Linked DNA regions of Homo sapiens: region 2 is linked to region 1. The links are chromatin contacts, found by Hi-C in ENCODE. All regions are on one chromosome and are shown on one strand. The core of a region is the stretch at or near the end of the contact, and the rest is flanking DNA. Distances in the headings are between cores, read along the strand shown.

What was found. A loop is a pair of places that touch in the nucleus more often than their neighbours do. Pooled maps may share reads with other maps.
Region 2: a pooled map shows a loop between it and region 1 (2.7-fold over the local background). The contact joins two enhancer-like sites. A Hi-C loop is called at or near these places in 3 of 37 single-sample maps with no recorded cell type and 3 of 50 pooled maps.

What each region holds. Positions count from the first base shown.
Region 1 is chr7:127,414,480-127,419,404 of GRCh38, reverse strand. No RefSeq gene overlaps it. Among named protein-coding and RNA genes, the nearest start is that of ZNF800, 24 kb to the right of the region's middle. RefSeq lists an enhancer at 1,707-1,956. Within about 2 kb of position 1,889, at least 2 of the 41 ENCODE cell types and tissues checked have a DNase peak (open chromatin) inside an H3K27ac peak, as active enhancers do.
Region 2 is chr7:128,106,547-128,111,465 of GRCh38, reverse strand. No RefSeq gene overlaps it. Among named protein-coding and RNA genes, the nearest start is that of MIR593, 27 kb to the right of the region's middle. RefSeq lists an enhancer at 2,994-3,073. Within about 2 kb of position 2,510, at least 7 of the 41 ENCODE cell types and tissues checked have a DNase peak (open chromatin) inside an H3K27ac peak, as active enhancers do.

The sequences.
Region 1 (4,925 bases), core at 640-3,139:
GCAAAGCTCTGAGATCTACTGGACCGCTTGTTCCTGCCTCCTGCTCTTAATTTATGAGGCATTAATGATTGCCTGACCAGTAACTGTGCTTGTTAAGACACATTTACACATAGTCCATTGGCAAACCAATTATTTTATCATTAGAATTGGGAAGAATTCATTGGCTTACCTTGGCTTGGAAGCTATTACAACAAGGAGGTTCTCCTAGGTATGAAAGAGATCGTGTTTAAACGAATGCCAGCCTTAAATTTCTTGAGATATACTTGGTGCTCAGCGAATGTCAACTTATTGAATTTATTATTCATTCTATCAAAAAGTCCCAATTTGTTGTGGGTATAAACATGAAATGGTTTTATTTTTTCAAGTGATGCTCTGTCTTTGGGTAATGGGCTCCTTTGAGGCATAATAGTGCACTTCCACAACTTTGAAGACACACATTTGTTAAAACAGTTTATTAAACATGTTTTAAGATTCAGTAGTATTTGTTTTTAAGTATTAAACTCATGCTAGGCCCAAATCTCTATCCACCCCCTCACATATACCAGTAAGACCTCTGGCTCTAGGCTGCTTGGTACTGATAGTGATGGTGGGGACAGTGGTGGTTGTGGTATGGTAGTAGCGGTAGTGTTGTGGTGGTGGTGGTGGTGATGCTGGTAGTAAAGGTGGCAATGATGTGGTGGTGGTGGTGATGGTGGTGATGATAGTAGTGGTGGTAGTGGTGGTGGTGATGGTAGTGATGGTGGCAATGGTGTAGTGGTGCTGGTGCTGGTGGTGATAGTGGTGGTAATAATGGTGGTAGCGATGGTAGTGATAGTGGCAATAGTGCAGTGATGGTGGTGGTGGTGATGGTAGTGGTAATGGTGGTGGTGGTGGCAGTTGTGGTGGTGGCAGAAGCTGGAGTGGTGGTTTGGGCATGGCTGGCAGGAGTGTGGAGAGAGCACACAAAGTGGATACTATGTGAGACACCTCTCTTCATCCCTCCTTTCTCACTGCTTCCCCTCTGGTGCTGGGGTGGGAAGTGAGTGGGAAAGGTAGAAGCAGAGGTCTTCTTACAGAATGACTTATGGTGAGGTAGTAGTTTCCACTCCATTTGTTGTGACTGAGTTACTGATTCTCTAACACTGACTGGTGCTTAACACATTTGCATTTTTGGTAGCAAGCGCATACGGATTCTCTGAGGTGCGTTTGTTGGTTCCTGTAAGGGTGCTAATAGGGACCTCGTCTTTGCATAGTCCCTGGCATTGGGGATCTGGCTTGGACTCCACAGCTATCATGTCTGCAGCCCCTGTCCCAGTTGGTTCCCGCCACTTGCCTCTTGCTGTTGGGGTCCCATTGGCTCTTTGGCCATTGTTCAGTGGAGTAGATCGCTAAGGATCAGGCTCCTTTAGCAGTGTCATCTTGGCCCACAGGCATCCAAGAATCCTTGTTGCTGCTGATAGTGGAAATGCAGGTTGCCCCTCACAGGCAAACCTCTAAGATCTATCATCAGTCTGTGAAGCAGCATCAGGCCCTTTGCTAATCAAGTTCTTGATCCACTCTTAGATAAGACGCTAGCTCTAGTCCCTAGCTTAGTTGAGGTTGGGGGAGTTTGGGAATCCTCAATCTCTCTGATGAACTTTCTTTGGCTTCCTAGAGGTAAAGGAAGAGAATAGCCTCATTTTAATACAAGTGTAGCCTCCCAAATTGTGACCTCTCCTCTCCCAGGTCTTTCCTCCTTAGTTCTTCAAGAATGGTGGAGCCCTGTGGGATAGTATCTTGGCCCTCAGCAGCTGCAGCTGTGACTCAAAATGTGGGGATTTTCTGGATCTTCTTTTTCAGCAGTGGCTCTGAGCTGCCAGTTCTGTCACTCAGAAGAAGGCCACGCGCTTGCTTTCATTTTGTTACCCTAAGTAGAAATAGAAAATGAAAGGGTTGGATCAGATGGTCTTGAACATCTCAACTAACTTTGAGATATGAAAATCACTTGCTAAAAAAAGAGGATGAAACCTCGAGAAATAGTTTTGCTAAAGAAAGTGTAATATTAGATTTTACAGGGCTGGGACTACCAATACGGTAGGTAATGCTCCAAATATAATCAGAATAGGTGGCTACTTGAATAACAGCTTTTCATTTGTTGGGTGCTCTAGGCTAAGATTTATGCAGTCCAGTCTCTCATCTTTACAACATACTGCAAGGGGGTACGGCGGGGGGCGGGGGTGGGTGGTTACTATCAATTCCATTCATTCCATGGATGGGGAAATTGAAGTTCAGAGAAGTTAAGTGGTTGTCCAAATTATGCAAACCTCTTGACTAACAGCATCAGGAGCATTATATTCTCATTCCAACATTTGTATTATGCCGTACAAAATACTCTTCCTAAATGTGTAAGGGTAGTCTAAGTTTATTTGGTAGCAAATAAACTCAAGTACACAAACTCAGCACAATAGAAGTTGATTTCTCTCTCACATGACAGCCCTGGGCAGTTGTTCAGGTTAGTGGGTGGCTCCCCTTGAAGACAACATGCCAGCTCCTTTAATCTTGTGACCCTGCTATCTTCTAGCAGGGCTGTTTTTTAAAAGTTAAATTTACAAAATTTAGGTATAATTTAGATATATTAAAATTCTGTCTTTTTAAGTGTACAGTTCAATGAATTCTGACAAATGTATACAGTTGTGTAACCACTATCACATTCAAGATATAGAATATTTCCATTGCTTCAAAAAGTACTCGTGTGCCTCTTTGTAGACAGTCCCCTTCCTTCCTCACCGATTTCTGTCCTGATAAGTTTGCCTTTTCCACAGTGTCATTTAGATGGGATCACATAGTAAATAACCTTTTTTTTTTCCTGTGTAGATTTTTTTCTCTTTAGCGTAATCCTATCAGGGTTTCTAAACTTTTTGTGTCATGGGCCATGTTGGGAGGTCTGGTCAAGCCTCAAGATTTCCTTCTTGGAATAATGTTTACAAATGCATAAAATTAAATGTTAAGATGACATAATGAAAACTATGTTGAAATATAGTTTTAAAAATATTAAAAGATCTAATTTGTCATGTATAGTATGTGCTTTTATTTCATGCTTAAATAATAATTAGCAGTGGATCTAATTATTACTCTAATATCATAGTAGTGATGAAAATACATTGTATTTTGAGATGTCTGCAGCAACTGTAATAAAATATGACAGCACTGGTGATTTTTATTGGTTAAAGAGTCAGTTACTGCTCATCACACTGTGCTTTGTTGCTTATATTAATAGTGAAAAGAAATGCTACATCCCAAATACAGATTAGTGAAATAAAAATTTAAAGATTTTTCTCATCTAAATCGTAGAGTCCCTGAATTCTATCTAGAGAATTTCTGGGGTTCCATGTGCCCCAGTTAAGAATTCCTCTTTCTAGGGCCCTGTTATCACCTACAACCAGTCTAAGAAGGGCACCGAGAAGCAGTTGTGGGAGATTTTTCTGGGCCTGGCTTTGAAGTAGCATATGTCATTTCTGGTCACATTCCATTGGAGAGAAATCAGTCATAGGACTCCACCTATCTGTAAGAAAGTCTGGGAAATCTAGTCTATTCTGTACCCAAAGATGAGATGAATAGATTTTGGTAGCTAGCTCATGGTCTCTGTGACACTAACCTTATTCCATTTAGCTGTTAGAGGATACCACCTAATATGAGACGATCATAAGATGGAAAATGCATGGTTTTGTACAGTTTAATGATAATATCATTTCTTTAATGATAAAGTAAGTCTGAAACTCAGGACACAAATCTGGATCTTCTCACTCCAGATCTTCTCACTCCAAATCCTATACTCTTTGCAGGATGTTTTGGTGTCTCTTATGATGACACATGATTGAAGAAATACCACAAAGATCTACTTGTATGAAAACATTGTTCCCTTTTCTGTGGAGTCCCTGCACCTGGGGTTTAATGCTCTGTGGCTGCTGTCTTAAAACTTCAATAATTTTATATTTGATTTTGTGTTTTGCAAGTGAAGTCTGATAGGACAACGGAGCATTTGCTGGAGACATGGGGCCTAGACTTACCCAAAGTGCTGCCTCCCTACCTCCCCTGGACAGGTTCTCTGGCTGCCTGCTCTCCAGCCCCTGGTGCCCTAGGCCTGCCCTGCTATCTCCTTCCTAGTCTTACCTATGACCAGTGCCGCCCTTTGCCTGGGCCAGGAACCAGGTCCCGGGTGCAGGTGCAAGGAGGGCCAGAATCTGGTGCATGCCCTGTGGTATCTCAGGGCAGGACAAGGTGGCAGCTGTCTCCATCACAAGCTTGACACCATTTCACATTGTGAAATGACACAATCCATTTCACAGGTGACTTGGTGGAATCCTCTTGAACACACCCGATCCAGGCACTGAGCATATATTGACATGAAAGTGACAGTCCTTTGGGGTTGCCTGTTGCCCCGGGGTTGGGATGCTGACCATGGGGCCCTGCATTTTCATTTTGCACTAGACCTTGCACATTATATAGCTGACCTTGCCTGAGATTCCCAACTAAAGCCACTATGCTGAATTATATAACAGGGCCATCCCCATTGTCTCCAGAAGTTCTTTCTTTTTGACACATAGATTTACCTAGAAGGTATGGAAGGATCCTGGGTAACTCCTTTATCTGTCTTCCACTACCACATTAGTATGGATCGATTCATGATTTTGCTAATTGTGATCAAAGAAGGCAACTTAGTCTGATCCTGAGGAAATCCAGGGCTGTCAGATTTCTGCAAGTAAACTCATGATAACAAATCCTGAGTGATAGAGGCAGTCTGGGCCAAATTGCAAGGCTGAGGCAGAATAGCTAGAGGACCTCAGAGGATCCTGGCTGGAAAAGGCAAATGAGACACAGTGAAGTGCCCCAGGCATGCTGTGCAAGGAGAGGAAACACAAGAGTGGAGGGAAAGGGGATAGGCAAAAAGGGAATTCTCCTTTGCCTGA
Region 2 (4,919 bases), core at 1,261-3,760, 690 kb before region 1:
CTGTTGTTTATAAGCCACCCAGTTTGTGATATTTTTTTCTTTTAGCAGCTTGAATGGACTAAGACAAGTACTATCTTAATTATATTTGCAAAGACCCTATTTCCAAGTAAGGTCACATGCACAGGTACTAGGGGTCTGGACTTGGACATATCTTTTGGGGGAACACTATTCAGTTCACTACAGCCAGGTGCTTGTGCAGATGCTCCTTAGTTCTGTCCCCTACCTGCAGTGTGACAAGGTCAGAGGGCACTGCAGTTGGAGGGCATGAGGCCTACAGAGGAAGCTGTTTGCCAGAGAGCTGCTTCTGTGCTGGGCTGCCCACTTCCCTCCTACACCTGGTGCAAATGAGAAGTTCAGCCAGCATCTGAGCCCTCAGCTCAGAGTCAAGGTTTACACCCAGTTCTTCTCCTTCCTTCTGCAGGAAAGAGCCAGACAATAAGAAAAAATAGGAAGAAAGGAGGTTGAATGAAAGAAATCTGAGCCTTTCAGAATGTGCACCACCTGGGCAGAGAAGAAGAAACAGAGGTGACAAGTGGGAAGACCTCCGGGCCTGAAATTCCCTGTCATGCTGCAGCTCCGGACCTGCCCCTACCTGAGTGGGGAGCAGAGGGGTGGACTGACACCTCAGACCCCTGGGCAGCTCTTGGCAAACTCACATGCTTGTCTTCAGCAATCCTGGCTTCATTTGGGGCTCTTTTCAAACCCAGGGCCTTCCCTGGGGAACCCAGGCCCCTAGCATCCTACCCACCTTCAGTAGTTGCCACACACACACACACACACACACACACACATTCTCTCTTTCTGTCTCTTCTCAGACATGTGTCTCATTCCCTTAGGCCTTCTTTTCTCAGCTTTTCAGGTGATAGGGAGCTAATCCTACCAACAAATTCAAACCAACTTGAGAGCTAATGGCTGAAACTGTTAATGATCGCTAACAAAATGAGTCCTAGGGGCGGGGTGGGGTGTGTGTGTGTGTATTTTGCATTTCTGTGCAGAAGTGTTGCAGGAACTCAGGGACCCCGAATGGAATGACTGGCTGGAGCCGTGGCAGAGGAACATAAATTGTGAAGATTTCATGGACATTTATCAGTTCCCAAATAATGCTTTTATAATTTCTTATGCCTGTCTTTACTTTAATCTCTTAATCCTGTTACTTTCATAGGCTGAGTATGTACGTCACCTCAGGACCACTGTGATAATTGTGTTAATTGTACAAATTGATTGTAAAACATGTGTGTTTGAACAATATGAAATCAGTGCACCTTGAAAATGAACAGAATAACAGCGATTTTAGGGAACAAGGGAAGACATCCATAAGGTCTGACTGCCTGAGGGGTAGGGCAAAAAGAGCCATATTTTTCTTCTTGCAGAGAGCCTATAAATGGACATGCAAGTAGGGAAGATATCACTAAATTCTTTTCCTAGCAAGGAATATTAATATTAATACCCTGGGGAAGGAATGCATTCCTGGGGGGAGTCTATAAACAGCCGCTCTGGGGACGTCTATCCTATGTGGTTGAGATAAGGACTGAGATATGCCCTGGTCTCCTGCAGTACCCTCAGGCTTACTAGGGTGGGGAAAAACCGGGCCCTGGTAAATCTGTGGTCAGACCAGCTCTCTGCTCTCGAACCCTGTTTTCTGTTGTTTAAGATGTTTATCAAGACAATATGTGCACTGCTGAAGACAGACCCTTATCAGTGGTTCTCCTTTTTGCCCTTTGAAGCATGTGATCTACTCCCTGTTCTTAGACACCCTCCCCTTTTGAAACCCTTAATAAAAAACTTGCTGGTTTGAGGTTCAGGTGGGCATCACGGTCCTACCGATATGTGATGTCGCCCCCGGCGGCCCAGCTGCAAAATTCCTCTCTTTGTACTCTCTCCTTATTTCTCAGCTGGCTGACACTTATGGAAAATAGAAAGAGCCTACGTTGAAATACTGGGGGCGGGTTCCCCCGATACAGAAGAGGCTTTAGCTCAAAGAAAGGAACCCCTGATGCTGGCAGCGAGACATATTTTTGGATTGAGGGGCTTTGTCAGAGCTCTGGATGTGTCGCGTATGTTGACCACATATACACAGCTGCTGCTGGGTCACCTCCAAGTGGCCCAGGCTGCCCTTTGCCCTACACTTGTTGGGACACAGGCCTTTGTCAACCCACCTGGGAACAGGTCTTGGTGGATCAGCGTCTCAGACAGGTCTAGCTAGGTCACATTGACATGCCTCGGGATCTATTTATTACCGTTTCCTCCTGTTTGCAAGATGAAACAACTCAGTAACACGCCTACCCAAGGTCACACACAGTACAGCTTCTTTGATGGAAGCCCAGGTGTGTTCTGTCTCTTGAGTCTAGGCTCTCTTCTTTTTATTTAGGGGGCTGTTTATCCTTTTTCAATGCCATTCCTCTCCTCTCCCTCTCCTTTCAAAAGCCAACCATTCTAAAGTGTTTTGGTTTGTAAGAGTGCAAAATGGTGTGTGTGTGTGTGCATGCGTATGCGTTTGTTGCCTGTGAGTGCTATTTTTAACCTATTTGAGTGGTTCAGAATTACAAATCTCACTTCTGTCTTCCTCTTTCTACTCAGCTCTGCTTTGAACTCTTGCATGCTCTATGTGAACCACAGTTTCCTTCCTGCTACTGAGTCCCATGGTTTGCTTCTGTTGCATCTTACCCAACCAGTCTCCCTGGAGTGGGCCCTCCATCTCCCACCACCTCAAGGAATATTGCTATAGATGTCCTACCCCGTCCTTTTATGAGAGCATGTGAGGAATTTGCGGGGGGTACATGTCAAAAAGAGACATGCAGAACCTCAGGGTGGGCATGTTCCGCACTTGCGTCAGGACTGCCATCTCACCTGCCTCCAACCCATCTACATGGCCTCATGGAATTCTTTTCCACTGTATCATGCAGGCTCCCTAGCTGTGAAACAGAGCACAGTGTCATGTAAGATTGTCAAAGCTGACACTGAGTATAGGTTGTGGTGAGCCAAAAATGTGCGATGAGAAAACCTACAAAGTTGCACTATAGAGACATAAAAATTACAGCCATTGGTGTACTGTTCTATTTTTGCCAAATGACCAGATTGTTTGATCATTCCCAATCTGTGCCTATGCTGGCAGGCTCCCGTTTGCACATCCAGATTGGCCCTCCACCCTGCTCTCTGCCCTGCAGGCAGATCTGACTGGGTGGCACCAGCAGACTCCCTCCATCTCTGGCTTCTGGTTGGTGATGGCTATGGAGAGGCACTGGCAGGGGACGAGGGAGCAGTATGGAGAGGCGCTGGCAGGGGACGAGGGAGCAGTATGGAGAGGCGCTGGCAGGGGACGAGGGAGCAGTATGGAGAGGCGCTGGCAGGGGACGAGGGAGCAGTATGGAGAGGCGCTGGCAGGGGACGAGGGAGCAGTATGGAGAGGCGCTGGCAGGGGACGAGGGAGCAGTATGGAGAGGCGCTGGCAGGGGACGAGGGAGCAGTATGGAGAGGCGCTGGCAGGGGACGAGGGAGCAGTATGGAGAGGCGCTGGCAGGGGACGAGGGAGCAGTATGGAGAGGCGCTGGCAGGGGACGAGGGAGCAGTATGGAGAGGTGCTGGCAGGGGTGAGGGAGCAGTATGGAGAGGTGCTGGCAGGGGTGAGGGAGCAGTATGGAGAGGCATTGGCAGGGGTGAGGGAGCATTATGGAGAGGCGCTGGCAGGGGATGAGGGAGCGCTGGCAGGGGATGAGGGAGCAGTATGGAGAGGCACTGGCAGGGGTGAGGGAGCAGTATGGAGAGGCACTGGCAGGGGTGAGGGAGCAGTATGGAGAGGCGCTGGCAGGGGACGAGGGAGCAGTATGGAGAGGCGCTGGCAGGGGACGAGGGAGCAGTATGGAGAGGCGCTGGCAGGGGACGAGGGAGCAGTATGGAGAGGCGCTGGCAGGGGCGAGGGAGCAGTATGGAGAGGCGCTGGCAGGGGTAAGGGAGCAGGAGAGGAGAGCAGGGCTTTACTCCCCTGGCTCCTTTCTCCCCTCAAAACGTGTCTCATTCACTTAGGCCTTCTTTGCTCAACTTTTCAGGTGACAGCAAGCCAGGTCAGCTGCCTGATGGCCCTCATGCAGCTCCTCTCAAAGGGTGCCATTAACTGTGTCCAGTCTCTGCTACTTCAGGCCTCTGGGTGGTAACCACTGCTCTCTCTTGCTGGCCCCGGGTACTGTACCATCTCTTGTTGATTTCCCTAAACTCTGCCCATATGCTTTTGTGCATATTCCTTTATTGAATGGAATGTGTTGTGTTTCCTGCTGGACCCCTGACTGATGATATAGTATCTGATATGTTAAAGGAATACATAAAATGATGGGCCAGACTACATAATATTTAAGGACAGTTTTGGCACTAACATTCAGTGTCTGAGGACAGCTACCACGTCCTGTAATATGCCTGTCTCAGTGCTCCAATCAGAAACATGACCTGGGCTGGCACCTCCCCTCTAGGACACACTTGTCTTCAAACCTTCCCCTGTGTCACCTGCCTGCCTCCAGAGTACAGTGCCACACTCCCCCCCACCCCAAACTCCTCCTCTGTGGCCCTTCAGCTCCCTGGATTGACCTTTGCCAGAGCTTTTCCCTTCCCTGCCTGCATCATGACTGTTACAAAATTGTGACAGGGTCCCAGGCTCCCAGCACAGTGCCTGGCCCATAGCAGATCCTTGGTGTTTATGGAGTGCTTGCTGGCCCTAAGATATTTTCTCTGAGCCCACCAGGATCTTCCCTGGCCCAATGGAGACAGTGACCAGCATCTGTCTGGTACCTCAGCCACCCTGTCCTGGACCCATGGCTTGTTCTACCTTGGGGAAGAAGCCAATGACAGAAGCTGGAAGATGTGGTTGGAAGATCCCAGGGTGGGGGTGGGGGCGTGGTTGGTGGGTGGTTGGTGGGCTGACACTTTAATTGCAT